5 separate regions of the Homo sapiens genome follow, and all the other regions are linked to region 5. The links are chromatin contacts, found by Hi-C or POLR2A ChIA-PET in ENCODE. All regions are on one chromosome and are shown on one strand. The core of a region is the stretch at or near the end of the contact, and the rest is flanking DNA. Distances in the headings are between cores, read along the strand shown.

What was found. A loop is a pair of places that touch in the nucleus more often than their neighbours do. ChIA-PET counts read pairs that join two places held with the same protein, here RNA polymerase II (POLR2A). Pooled maps may share reads with other maps.
Region 1: a loop to region 5 is called in a map with no recorded cell type, with 12 times the contacts of the local background. The contact joins two enhancer-like sites. A Hi-C loop is called at or near these places in 7 of 37 single-sample maps with no recorded cell type and 4 of 50 pooled maps.
Region 2: a loop to region 5 is called in a map of GM12878, with 6 times the contacts of the local background. The contact joins two enhancer-like sites. A Hi-C loop is called at or near these places in 1 of 168 maps with a recorded cell type or tissue (GM12878), 18 of 37 single-sample maps with no recorded cell type and 5 of 50 pooled maps. POLR2A ChIA-PET finds 5 or more read pairs at or near these places in 2 of 52 experiments (BJ and WTC11).
Region 3: a map with no recorded cell type shows a loop between it and region 5 (2.0-fold over the local background). The contact joins two enhancer-like sites. A Hi-C loop is called at or near these places in 3 of 37 single-sample maps with no recorded cell type and 2 of 50 pooled maps.
Region 4: a loop to region 5 is called in a pooled map, with 2.8 times the contacts of the local background. The contact joins two enhancer-like sites. A Hi-C loop is called at or near these places in 3 of 37 single-sample maps with no recorded cell type and 2 of 50 pooled maps.

What each region holds. Positions count from the first base shown.
Region 1 is chr3:23,828,245-23,830,944 of GRCh38, forward strand. The region is part of intron 3 of UBE2E1 (ubiquitin conjugating enzyme E2 E1); the gene reads left to right. Among named protein-coding and RNA genes, the nearest start is that of UBE2E1-AS1, 23 kb to the left of the region's middle. RefSeq lists enhancers at 1,166-1,595, 2,515-2,700. Within about 2 kb of position 1,432, at least 2 of the 41 ENCODE cell types and tissues checked have a DNase peak (open chromatin) inside an H3K27ac peak, as active enhancers do.
Region 2 is chr3:23,759,752-23,762,451 of GRCh38, forward strand. No RefSeq gene overlaps it. Among named protein-coding and RNA genes, the nearest start is that of UBE2E1, 45 kb to the right of the region's middle. RefSeq lists enhancers at 1-129, 642-1,278, 1,279-1,915, 1,500-1,549, 1,650-1,769. Within about 2 kb of position 1,445, at least 4 of the 41 ENCODE cell types and tissues checked have a DNase peak (open chromatin) inside an H3K27ac peak, as active enhancers do; they include GM12878, where a contact is called at or near this core.
Region 3 is chr3:23,711,692-23,714,391 of GRCh38, forward strand. No RefSeq gene overlaps it. Among named protein-coding and RNA genes, the nearest start is that of UBE2E1, 93 kb to the right of the region's middle. Within about 2 kb of position 1,293, at least 7 of the 41 ENCODE cell types and tissues checked have a DNase peak (open chromatin) inside an H3K27ac peak, as active enhancers do.
Region 4 is chr3:23,856,235-23,858,934 of GRCh38, forward strand. All of the region lies in intron 3 of UBE2E1 (ubiquitin conjugating enzyme E2 E1), which reads left to right. Among named protein-coding and RNA genes, the nearest start is that of UBE2E1-AS1, 51 kb to the left of the region's middle. RefSeq lists an enhancer at 1,254-1,383. Within about 2 kb of position 1,322, at least 5 of the 41 ENCODE cell types and tissues checked have a DNase peak (open chromatin) inside an H3K27ac peak, as active enhancers do.
Region 5 is chr3:23,160,984-23,163,683 of GRCh38, forward strand. No RefSeq gene overlaps it. Among named protein-coding and RNA genes, the nearest start is that of UBE2E2-DT, 41 kb to the right of the region's middle. RefSeq lists enhancers at 836-1,095, 1,206-1,355. Within about 2 kb of position 1,393, at least 3 of the 41 ENCODE cell types and tissues checked have a DNase peak (open chromatin) inside an H3K27ac peak, as active enhancers do; they include GM12878, where a contact is called at or near this core.

The sequences.
Region 1 (2,700 bases), core at 182-2,681, 670 kb after region 5:
CCAGTTACTTCATTTAGATGTTACCATCAATCACAGAAACATGTAGGCTGAAGCAATGAAATCATAAATACAGTGTTTTAATCTTCCATTGTGTAAAAAGATCAATTTCTATATTGTATGTAAATGTAATATAACATTTTAAATATAGGTTTAATTTTTGAGAAGATACACAGTATACTTAGTGATTAAAAAGTTAGGTATTTAAATCTATGAGAAAATGGGATCATTATTTGGATATTTACCAGTGCTAATCGAAGCAGTTGCTGGTAAAGGCGTTGGAGTTGATGCATATAGATAGAAGTTACTTTTGCAATAAAACATTAGAGTCACCATCAGAACAGAAGACTTGAAAAATTTTATTTGACTCAAATTACAAACTGAGCATTTATGGGTGTCTGTGTGTGCATAGCACTGAATTAGATCATCTGGAGATACAAAAGTGTGATAGATGCTTTCAATATAAAATAAACGTTACATAGCTACTGAACAAGACATTATATAAAGGTTCGTTAATGACCTAAGATGTAAATTTGTTTATAATTTTTATCATAGTTCAATTTCATCTAAACCTTATGTGATTTCAGTGTTTTCCTCAGATTTGTCTCACACTCTAGTCTGGTGATTTCCAGGCTTGTGCCTGTCCCAGCACACCTAAGGAAGAGGGAAAATGTCCATCAATAAGTAACAGGGGTTTACTTTCAGTGGACAGGGTGGATGGAAGGAGAGATTAGCAAATTTGGGGTGAAAAATAAAAGCCCTCCAGTGGTTCTGACAAGCTGTAGCTAGAGGGGGGTGGCAGTTGCAGAAGGGGCAGTTTCTCCGTCTTGTATTTTTTATTTTTTTCTTTGATTCTTGAAAATAAGTTCTTATTTTTGATAAGATGGAGGATTATTATTATTATTATTTTGAGACAGGGCCTCAAAAAAAAAAAAAAAAGAGAGGGCCTCGCTTTGTTGCCTAGGCTGGAATGCAATGGTGTGATCATAGCTCACTGCAGCCTTGAACTCCTGGGGTCAAGCGATCCTCCCACCTCAGCCTCCTAAGTAGCTGGGACAACAGGTGCACTCCACAAAGTCCAGCTTTTTTTTTTTTTTTAATAGAGACAGGATCTCACTATGTTGCCCAGGCTGGTCTGGAACTCCTAAGCTCAGATGATCCTCCTGCCTCAGCCTCCCAAAGTGCTGGGATTACAGGTGTGAATCACCACACCCAGACCCAGCTGTTTTCTAAATTTTTTTGGAGAGGTGGGGTCTTGCTGTGTTGCCTGGGCTAGTCTCAAACTCCTGGTCTCAAGCAGTCCTTCTGCCTCAACCTCCCAAAGCACGGGGTTTACCAGTAGCCTGAGCCCCCATACCTGCCCCTCTCCTGGAAAAGTGCTGAAGTGGGAAAGTTTACAGATTTAGGGAGTCCAAGGAAAAGGTTGAGGTCGAGCTAATAAGAGAAGGAGAAAGGAAAGAGGAACTGAGAAAGGAAAGGGGTCTAGAAGAGCGGTTAGAAATGGGGACTTTGGTTTTCCCCTCAGGCTTAGCTCACTACTTTCTATAAATAAGAGATGTCTGAAAGAGAAGCAGATAAAAGGAGAAAGCCTTCAGCAAATTTGTGAGTTGATAAGCATGGATTGATTGGCTCTGTTGGCCTGGGTTCTTGAGGAGTTTGCTGCTATTTCGGAATTTCTGTAGAGAAACCCTGGCATTGTCAGGATATGGGTATGCCACATGTTTCCCTTCCTCCCCCTTCCCTCCACTCCTTCTTATTACCTAGCTAGCTACACCTGGAATTTTGGTTCTAGAATAATTTAAAAGATACTTTGTCAAGAAAATATCTTTGGAAAAATCATGCATATATTATTTTTCCTTTTTTCTTTTTAACTACTTCCTGGTTCTTTAGGCTCCTCTAATTCTTACATGCATGTGCTTGATCTCTGGGCCATGCTTGCTTCTAGTTAAGTAGCCTTTCAGGATGGTGTTTAATTTATTCTGAGCCCTTTATAATATCCCCTGACAAGAGCATGGAGTGGATAGAGGGAGTCTTAGTCAATATGTATTATAAATAGATTTAGGGTTCACAAAGGTCAGCAGCCTTCATCTCTTGCCCTACCCCCATCACACACAAAAATAAAAATCACAAATAATAAAGGATTTTAAGAGTTATACCAGTCGGGAGTGGGTTCATTTTTTTGTTTTTGTTTTTGTTTGTTTTTGGCAAGCTGAAGTCATCTGTTGGATCCAAAAATGCATAAAAATCTTCAGGCTTATAGAACCAACAGCATCAAAGGAAGAGCAGTGTGACTCAATATTGGGGTGGGGGCAGGTTTGGGGTTTTGGTTGTGTAGAAGCTCCTTATGAGAGAACAGTGTGATGCTTGGAGCTGTGGAGAATCCAGCCACTGCTTTTTCTCTCTTCCTTACCTTATTACTCTTCTTGATTCACCTGGATGTGGAAACTGTCCCTGTTTAAGAGTGGCCTTGTCAATGCTCTCTGTGTATCATGTGTACAGTAGGGAATGTGTCAAGCCAGATGAGTGGTCTCATTGAAACATCAGCAAATCAGTATATCGTAGAATTTAGATCCCCCTTGGAGGTGGTGGTGATAGCTAACTTCTGTTGCGGTCTTAACTGTGGGTCAAGTTTTGTTCTAAGGACTTTGAACATTAGAAACTCATTTAAAACTTAAACCATTCCTGTTGGTGGTCATGTAATCC
Region 2 (2,700 bases), core at 195-2,694, 600 kb after region 5:
TAGTCAAATGAGTTCATGGATAATAATAGTAGTCATGGCTGGGTGTGGTGGCTCACGCCTATAATCCCAGCACTTTGGGAGGCCGAGGTGGGCAGATCACCTGAGGTCAGGAGTTCAAGACCAGCCTGGCCAACATAGCAAAACCCTGTCCTTATTAAAAATACAAAAATTAGCTGGGCATGGTGGTGGGCGCCTGTAATCCCAGATACTAGGGAGGCTGAGGCAGGAGAATCGCTTGAACCCAGGAGGTGGAGGTTTTGGAGAGCTGAGATTGCGCCACTGCACTCCAGCCTGGGCAACAAGAGCAAAACTTTGTCTCAAAAAAAAAAAAAAAAAAAAAAAAGTAGTCACTAACATGTATTGAACCATCATTCTATGTCTGACCATGTGTTGAGAGCTTAACATAGACCACTGCAATTAACTCTCCCCAGACTTGTAAAGGTAAAGGCTGTTATTATCTTGCATTTTACAGAGAAGCAAACAGAGGCTCCAGGATGTTAAGTAATGTACTGAAGTTTTCTTAGTCTTTGGAGGAGTCAAGATTTACTTCAAGCATTTAACTACTAAACTATCCACGCTATAAAAGCGCTATGAGGACAGAATGGTATTCTATAAATATAGGCATCAGCATTATTATATTTCCCTGTGTATGCTCTGAACTCCCAAAGACACTGAATGATAAAGCAGAAATTATTAACAGGTCTTTTTTATGTGTATGACTGGTTGTTTGGACCCCAAAATATTCCACTAGTGGCACCCAGTGGCACCCATAGGCATTGATTAACCCCACTCAGAGTCTCTAGGCCTTGGAAGACCAATTTGACTGTGAGTGGTAAGATAGAAGCAGACTAACTCACCCCAAAGAACATTTTACATGGTCCCCAAGCCCTCCCCCAGCAGCTCTGGCAGAGATGAACCTAGTCACTCTGCCCTCACTATTGCAGGCCAAAGTGGCGGGGGCCAGGCACAATGACCTAAAAGGAAATTTGGTTCTGATAGACTAACAGAGGAGATAGGATATGTGTGGGGTTCTGTGCTTGGCGCTAGAATTTGTGGTTGGCAAATGCAAAGAGGCTGTTAAGTGCCCGCATATAAGATGATGAAGAATACTTCTTCCCTGTAAGTCTATTCTCAGCACTGGCAGGGGCCCCCTGCAGCAGGAAACGTTGGGTTTACAGGGCAGGGTCCCTTCCTCTGCTGCAGATGCCCCTGTTTAATGGCCCTCCCTCTGCTCAGGCTGAGAGGGCCTGACCCTCACGGGACAGAAGTCAGCCACTGCTGAGCTTTGCATTTTCAGGTCTTTCAAATGCATTGTGTTTGTCCCCAGCCAGCTTCTGCAGGGGCCCAGGTTGGTGAGTGGGTGCTAATTTGCCTAACAGGCAAAAGGGGGTTTGTGTATCACCAATGTCTTTTGGGAGGGAAATTACAACCTGCTGAAGGGGGAGCTGGAGGTGATCAAATGTGACTAAATGCGGTAAAACCAGCAACTTCACAACTTCTTGTTGTGAATGCGGTAAAACCACCAACTAAATGCGGTAAAACCGACTAAATGCGGTAAAACCACCAACTTCACCAACTTCTTCTGAGGAGACCAGCTGGGGGAAGGGGGCTGGAGGTAGAATTATACTTGTTGGCACAAACAGTGGGAAACTGGGAGAAAAGAAAGACCCCCAAACCACAGGCCTCCTTCTAATCTGGACCTTGAGTAGGAAGGAAGGATTTTGGGAAGGGTCCCCTTATCCTACAAATGAGGAAGCTGATATCTAAAAAAGCCTCAGGACTACAGCAAGTATGCCCTCATAGTAAACACAGAGCTGCAATCAATCCCAGGCCTCCTGGGCCCCAGGTCTGGACTTTTCCATCCCAGTGCTCCCTCTATGGGTTAACATCACACACCCAAGTTTGAGCAAACATTTAGTTGTAAAATGGCTGATGTGCACGTTCTAATGAATAAGCCACAGTTTAAGCACGTCAGGCAAGAAAACTTGGGGTAAGGCATCTATTTTAGAATGGTTGGGGGTGGATGTGGAGGACATATGTTGGTTTTCCTGCCCACCAGTGCCACCACTTACAGTGTTCAGGTGTCTGTCACACAGCACAATGTTGTCCTGCCAAGGAGTCAATTGAGTCAATATCCACCTTTAGTTCTGCTCACTCAACTATCTGTCCTAGGTGTGGGTTTTCTTCTGCCCAGAGGAAGGCAGGTCAAAGGTGCCATCTGCTCCCCAAGAAGTGGGGGCATAGGTCTGCATCAGCCTGGAGGGGGTGCCTGTTTCCAACTCACAAGGGTCCCACATAGGCTAGCTATGGCATCTTGCATCCATCCCTTCTTCTTTTGAAGCTGAAACACAATTTTCTTTCGTGGAGTCAGGCCCTACCCAATCTCAGTCCTGTGGTTTGATGGAGCAGACCCCACTCTCATCTTCAGGAATGGACCACTGACCCAAGCCTGTAGCCATTTTAAGGATGGGCACCTGACTTAGTGAGAATAACTACAGAATTATTGCTGGAACTGTTGATACCAAGCCAATCCTTTTCTTGGAGTTGCTAATCTCGGGAGAGGTGGAGGGAGCAGAAAAGAAGATAGCATTGCAAGAAGCCTCGGAATCAGTTGAGTCTGACCAGATTCGTCTTCTTATGGTTAGTTATACGAACCAATTCTCTGTTTTACTCAGGCTGGGTTAGGTTGACTCTCCCTGG
Region 3 (2,700 bases), core at 43-2,542, 550 kb after region 5:
AACTGTGCACTATAGGAGGAAGATCCCTCAGCATCTTGGGACTTTGTTAGGAACACAAAGTCTGATTTCTCCTCCAAGGAAGTGGAGGCTCAGCTTCTCGTCTCACACTAAAACCTGACTTCTCTCTCCCTACAAGCCCTATTCTTTGGGGTGATTCTCACTCTACAACTTTGCTTGTCCTGGTGCCTACATTTTCCTGGCCTCCCAGGGGCCATCACTGAAGCCCTGTATGGTCCAGCTCAAACGTTGCCTCCTCCATGAGACATCCCCAGGCCTCTGCTGCCAAGCAGCATCTCTCCAAATCCCTCCTCCAACTGCCGCTACTTCCATGCTAGTCCTTTATCGGTCTCTTCTCACATAATAGCGATTTGTAGATCTCCTTTCCTTCTAAACAGCAAGCTTCCTGAAGCTAGATCCAGTGCATTATTAATTATTGTATTCCCCTGGAGCCTCACTCGGTAAGATGAGCATGGTATGGGGCTCAATAATTATTCACTCAGTTGAATCCAAGTGGAAGAGTCTATGAAATCTACAAGCAACATCTGAGTGAGAGCCTGGGTCAGGAGAAAACAGAGTACTGTCAGGGGCAGAATTAGTCAACCTTGGTCCTCAGATGAGCGAGCTGTGGTTTATGCCAAAGCTGATCTGCACCAATGACCACATTGTGCCTGTTTGGTTTTCATGGTGTCATTTATCTAGAGGTGCAGAATTTTAGCTGGCCATCGTCCCTTTTGGGAACCTAACATTGTACCAAGGCCATCATAGGAGTCTCGCTTGGTATCCGAGTCCCGGGAAGTGTCCACGAGCAGAGTCTACATAGGTTCTATTTGAATGTCAGGGGGAATGAAACCAGAAATGAAAGCAAATTAATAGCCATAGAGATTTGTTTGATCACAAGAAATTACACGGAGGAAAAGTCTCCTATCTCCATGGAAAAATTTACACCCTTCTCCAGCCAGCTGTGTGAGTCGAGGAGAGATGGGGAAATTTGTAATCATTTGCAAGTTTGCCCAGAGGATGAGTTATGTCATTTTTCCTGCAACAATCTGTGCTGCTGGCTGACAGCGTGGAATTTCCTCCTGGATTGTGTTGGCGACTACTCATGAAAATGGCCAATTAGGCTGTGCAAAGCCAGAAACAGTGGCTTGCCGGAAACTGTTAAAGAGAGGGATGAGGCAGAGGATAAACTGAGTTCCCACATCGTGGCTGTTTGAGCATTCTGACCTCTTGCAGTGTTTGGTTTACTCAGGTTTCATCCAGCCTCTTGGTTTCACTGGCCACTGGCGAGCAGGACTGACCTCTTGACAAACAGTTCTTAGTCGCTTCCAGAGCCCAGGGCTGCAGCCCTTCTCTCCCCAACCCCCACAGAACATTTCCCTTGCAGGCACCTGGGAGACAGATGGCGCAATAGCCTGGGGAAACACTTCTTGGATCCAAGCTAAAGGGATGTAGGTTTCAGATTGTTTAGAAGGATGCTCTCTATAGAGCCACAGGCTGCTGAAAGCAGGCAAGTCAGAGCCTCCCTGATGGATCCCTGATTTTAGTGTGGTTGAATAATAAAGCTGAAAGGAACTTCTCCCAGTCACCGGCCCATTCTTATGTTTCAGGCAGGTTTTCTCTGACTCAGTCCCTCTATAAGAAGCTACCTGAGAGACCTAAATTAAGCCTGCCCTATAAATACATTTACTGCCTAGTGCAGAGCAGAGAAAATGACTTGTTTTAATATCTCATCTTTTCTAGCCCAGGCCCACTTTTATGCACAGGTGCTTTCTGTGTAGTTTGACTCTTACAAATCTGTCAGAATGAGGTTGCCAGATAAAAAACAGTATGCCCAGTGAAATGTGTCATGCAAAGAAACAATAATTTTTGAAGTACTTCCCAAAGATTACATGAGACATACTTATGCTAAGAAATCAGTTGATGTTTATCTAAAATGTAAATTGATCTGGGTTCTGTATTTTTATTTACTAAATCTAGCAATTCCAGCCAGGCAGATGCTGGACCTTTTTATTACTCCCCATCATCAGTCATCTGTTAATTTATCTTGATGGCAGGAGTTTCTATGACATGGTATATCAGCTATTTCCACAAAAATGCTGTGTAACCAACCACCCCAAAATTCACTGCCTTAAAACAATAATTACTTATTCTTGGGGATTTGTGGGTTGGCTGGAAGTCGGCTGGTAATATGGGCTGGTTGGGCTTGGGCATATCTGCTCTATGTGTCTCCCTTCCTCTTCCGAGACCTGTAGTGCAGCAGAGGCAGACCCAATGCACAAGCACTTTTCAAACCTTTGGCGACATCACACAAGCGAACATTCCATTAGCCCAACCAAGTCACAGGGTCAAATGCAAAATCAGGACACAAAACTGTAAAGGGTGGGATACAAGGAGAGGTAGAGAATGGAACCAAATAATCTCTCACACTGGGAAAAGACCACTGTGGAAAGCCAGGCAAGCCTAGGGTCTCACCGCACTTTGCCATCAACCAGATATGAGACCTTTGAAAAGTCACATCATCTCTCTGAACCACTGTTTCCTTATCCAGAAAATAGGGCTGTAGTGAGGTTTACAGTTTACAGATTTACTTATAATTGAGCTCCTCTTCAAAGGGCTGAGACCTCTCCTTCCTCTACCTTCCCCAAGCCACCACATGCACTGCAGCACTAAGGGCATACAGAAGTTCTGGGGTCTGCTGGG
Region 4 (2,700 bases), core at 72-2,571, 700 kb after region 5:
GGCCAGGCTGGTCTCAAACTCCTGACCTTGTGATCCACCCACCTTGGCCTCCCAAAATGCTGGGATTACAGGCATGAGCCCAGCTGTGGTTTCTTATATCATACTGTTAAGTGTACTTTTAAAGCTTTAAAAAGCAGTGTTAACCCTTTCTTAAAACAGATTTCAGGGAAGACAGACGTTTAAAACATTAGCCTTCTCTCCCCATCTGGAGTATGGTTTGGAAGTCATTGCTTTGTAGTAAGGCATTATTTTCCTGGTACATTGCCAAGGACCAACAACTGTTAAATCAACAAACTAAGATTTTCTTCTAGATTTGTATCGGATTGTGACTTTGCTTTCTCCCTTTCATCACCCATTAATGCTTAGTAAAGCCACTATGGACCTCACGTATCTAAACCCTTCCCTGAAATGCATCTCTCTTTTCATACCACTCCAATGGGAACTCCTGTTGATTTGTTTCTGGGCCCTGACAGATTAGCAGGAAAAGAAAGCGCTTTAGAAAAGTGAGAGGGGAGTTCAGAGGTTAGAGGGGAATCAGAAAATTAATGTCATGATTATCAAGAATGTTTCCAGAAGGCAGGGCTCATCAGTCCTTGACAAAAAGGCTGATGAAAAAAATGGAGTTGAGTGCAGCCGATCACCTCAATAATCCTAGCAGTTTGGCAAGCTGAGGCAGGAGGATCACTTAAGTCCCGGATTTTGAGGTTGCAGTGCGCTGTGATCACAACACTGCACTCGGCCTGGGTGACAGAGCTAGGCTGTCTCTTAAAAAAAAAAAAAAAAAAGAGAGAGAATGAGAAATGCCATTTAATTTTGAGCCTGGCAGGTCTTTGGTGACTTTTGAGACTAGTTTACTGTGGAATGTTGAGGTAAAGTAGGACTGAATCACATGTAGAGGGATCTGTGTGTATTTAGGAGAAGCATCAGGAAATTGGCACTGAAGGGCAGGAGAAAGCTGGCCCAGCAGCCTGGAGGGGTAGAGGTGTTCAGGAGTATGTTTTAGAGTCTGGTGGTTTTTTTTTTCTTTCTGCATAGGAAAGTTTGAACTTTTTGTAACCAAGTGTTCTATTCACTGTTAAAGTAAAAGAGGAATTAGGTAAAGACCACATGTTTATCTTAGAAAGAAGCACACATTTTTGTGAAATGAAAGAAGAGAGGAGTGAAAATAGAAATTTTCATGTGGGAAGAATTGAAGTTGAGGTAGCAAGGAATACCAAGACAACTGAGAAGTCCTTATAAAGAACACATTCAGTACTTTTAAGATGTTATTTTCCAAAACATACACTTTTGGGTTGCCTGTCAGACTGGAGATGTATGCCTGTCGAGTCACGTTACACTGAATTTATTTAGGAAATAGTCTGACATACAGAAGTTTCACTTCTCCTGCCACTTGTGAAGGATTTGTCTCATTGGTGTGGTGTCAGCCTGGTGAGATAGGACTTGCTTGTGGTTTGGAAGCTGTCTGTGGGCAACTCCAAGAGCTGTTGTGCTCTGCCTCTTTATGAACCTTCTGTGCTTATGGAAATGGTTCCCAGCGTGTGCTCCTCAGGAATGAGTCTGAGTGACAGAGGTGCCAGTAGGCTATGAGATGGTAGCAATGACCTTAGCTAGTCTTTTTTGTTTGTTTTGTTTTGAGACAGAGTCTCGCTCCGTTGCCCAGGCTGGAGTGCAGTGGTGCGATCTCGGCTCACTGCAACCTCTGTCACCCAGGTTCAACCTCTGTCACCCAGGTTCATGCCACCGTGCCTGGCTAATTTTTGTATTTTTATTGGAGATGGGGTTTCACCATATTGGCCTGGCTGACCTTAGCTAGTCTTTCTTAAGAGGCTGGGAGCCTGAGGACAGTTGAGAGGTACTGAGCTAGTTAAACCTCAGGCGCTTTCCCTGCGAAGGCTCTATGGCAGATACCACTTGGGGCTATAGAAGCTGTTACCTACAGTGTAAATTCTGGATTTCAATGCAGAGGGCAGACATAGGGCTACTAATTTTATTTTGTTTTGCAAGGACATTGAAAAAAAGTCATTGTTTACTGTCGTCAGCATTTTATAAAAGGGAGGATACTTTTTAATCACAAAATATGAAGAAGTTTATTATTTGTTTTTTGAGATGGAGTCTCGCTCTGTCATCCAGGCTGGAGTGCAATGGCATGATCTCGGCTCACTGCAACCTCTGCCTCCTGGGTTCAAGCAATTCTCCTGCCTCAGCCTCCCGAGTAGCTGGGATTACAGGCATGCACCACCACGCCCAGCTGATTTTTGTATTTTTTGTAGAGACAGGATTTCGCCATGTTGGTCAGGCTGGTCTTGAACTCCTGACCTCAGATGATCCACCCACCTTGGCCTCCCAAAGTGCTAGGATTACAGGAGTGACCCACTGCGCCCGGCCAGGAACTTTATGACAATGGAAGACAAACCTTTATATTGAGTAAATTAAAATTTATGAAAAAAATGTAATGCTTTCTCTTATTCTTACCACTCGTGTGTAAGAACAACTGACCTGCAGCACTGAAGCTATTCATTTTTGAGAAACTTGTCCTAAATACTTGTCCTCCCTCCTCCCCACTTTCTCACAAGTAAAAGAAAGGGAGCTTGAAAGCTGGCATGCTATCTGCTTACATGTGAGGGAGAGGAGGGTTGCCCATAGGAAATTTTTATATTGGGCCCATTTCTAAGCCACCCTCACTTGAGCTCGTCTTTAACA
Region 5 (2,700 bases), core at 143-2,642:
TATCTCTGAATTTATTCTACCACATAACCTTCCTTATGAAAACACCTACTTATTTCTTAAATAATTTTGTTGTATATATTTAAAGAGTTGGAATCAAAAAATAAATTCATTTTCTCAAGTAATGAAAAAGCCAGATCTTCATTTCCATATCCCAAAAGTCAATTATGTAGAAATAAACAACATAAAGTGACAGACAACCTATTTATGAAGCTACATTGATTGCTCTGTGAAAACAAAAGTAGCTCAGTTTTCCTCAAGAGCATGTGAGGAGAGGTCTACAGTAGGACCTTAAAGAGAGGCACTAAAGTTCTTTGATAGGTACCCAACTCCCCATGTGAGATTGCTTAATTCAGTCTTGAACATAAAGGAAAACACACACACACACACATACACACACATGCACACACATGTGCATGCACACACACAGGAAAACTCAGTCTCTTTCTGAATGAAGGCAAAGCCCTATTGCTGGACATAAATGATAGGATGTGGTTTCAAGCATAGCAAAATATACACTCATTCTTCATTCATTCATTCATTCAATTACTCAGCAACTGTCTATTAGCAATTTCTACGTGCCAGCATCACGCTCAAATGAGAAAGACATGGTCCCTACCTTCAGAAGCTTCAAATCCAGTGGAGGGAGGAATACACTATTAACACTCTATTGACTGGGATTCTTAGCATTACAAATGACAGAAGTTACATAAGAACTTATGTGTGGGGAAGTTATTGGAGGTAACTGAATGTTCTAGTTGTAGATGTCAGGTATGACTGAGTCAAACAAAATCAACAGGCAATCTGTCTCATTCCATATTGGGGCTTTCCTTTTCTTTGATTAATTTCACTCTCAAGGCAGTTCTCACCTTATGGTGGTAAGAAGGTCACCAATAGTTCTAGGCATACATATCACCAGCTTAGGAACTAGTGTGGAAATAGAGTCCTTGCCCATTTTTTCCAACAAAAGTCCCAGAACTGACGCTAATTTAACCTAACTGGGGTCACATGCTCACCCCCGACTCACTCTCCATGACTACAGTGATAGAACATCTTACTTGGCCAGGCCAGTAGACTGAAAGTATGGGAGGGATGTTTTCACTAAGAAAAGAGGATGTCATTCAAGAAGGGGAATGGGTGCATGTAAAAAACAGATGTCCACCGCAACAACATCACAAGGCTGAGCATGAAACAAGGGTAACAGAGAGTGCTAAAGCAATATAGAAATAGAACATTTAATTGCAATGAAAGGAGGGGACTTAGGAGGCAGGCAGGTAGTTGTCAAATTCATAGAAAAGTGGCATTTTCGAAGCGGCAACTCTGGAAAAAGATCTGGGAATTCCCCACATATTTAAACATAGCTTTATCTTATGACTCAGCAATTCCACTCCTAGGTGTATACCCAAGAGAAATGAAAGCAAATGCGCATACAAACACCTGTACACAAAGGTTAAGCAGTGTTATTCACAATAGCCAAGAGGTATAAATAGTCCAAACCACCCGTCGACTGACAAATTTAGATAAGCAAATGTGGTACGGACACATAGCGAAATATTATCTGACCATAAAAAGGAGTGGAGTGCTGATAAACACTACAACATGGATAGACCTTGAAAACATTACGGTAAATGAAAGAAGCCAGACCCAAAAGACCACTTACTATATGATTCTGATATGAAATGTCCAGAATGGGGAAATAGAGACAGAAAGATTTGTGGTTGCTTAGAGCTGAAGGGAAAGGGGGACCTACAGGGTATGGGTTTTCTTTTGAGGGGATGAAACTGTTCCAAAGTTTACTGTGGTGATGATTGCACATATTTGTGAATATACTAAAAGTCACTGAATTATACACTGTAAATGGGTGAACTGTACAGTATGTAAACTGTATTTCAATAATGCCATTTTGACAAAATAATATTTAAAAGACAGGTTGGATTTCAACAAGTGTAATCTCAGGCTAGTACATATGAGGCTGGGGAGTTAATGTGACAATAGACATAGTGAGTTGCCTCACTTGTTTTACAAGTACGGCAGAGTCATGTGAGTCTCTAGAGGATGCTGTGGTGTGCAGCCCAGATTTCCCTTTCAGAACTAAACAATCTAGTTCCACAGCTACTGGGAGCACACCTGACAACAGCCCTCCACAGGAATTGCCCTCAGCAGCACAGGGCTACTCACCCAAGACCATGTCCCTCCCCAGCAAGAGCCTCCATCCAGTGACTGGTTGCTGTGAGTGTGTATAGAGGAACTGGACAGCCTTTTTTTTTTTTTTTTAAAGACAGAGTCTCGCTCTGTTGCCCAGGCTGTAGTGCAGTGGTGAGATCACAGCCTCCAGCTCCTAAGTTCAAGCTATCATCCTGCCTCAGCTTCCCATATAGCTGGACTACAGGTGAGTGCCACCACACCCAGCCAACTTTTTTGTACTTTTTTGTAGAGATGAGGTCTCATCCAGTCCGGCCTCAAACTTCTGGCCTCCAGGGATCCTCCCACCTCAGTCTCCCAAAACTCCCACAGGTGTGAGCCATCCTGCCCAGGTTCAGAATAGCTGTGAAAGGCCACTTATGCTTCAAAGCTCACCATGGGTTGTCTGAGGACTTTGCTGCGATCACACTGCAGCTTCACATCTCATCGTACCCACTCCTGGTTCCCTCTCCCGCTTCTTCCCAGAGTCTGCTTTCCATAGAATCCAATCTGCAACGTGGT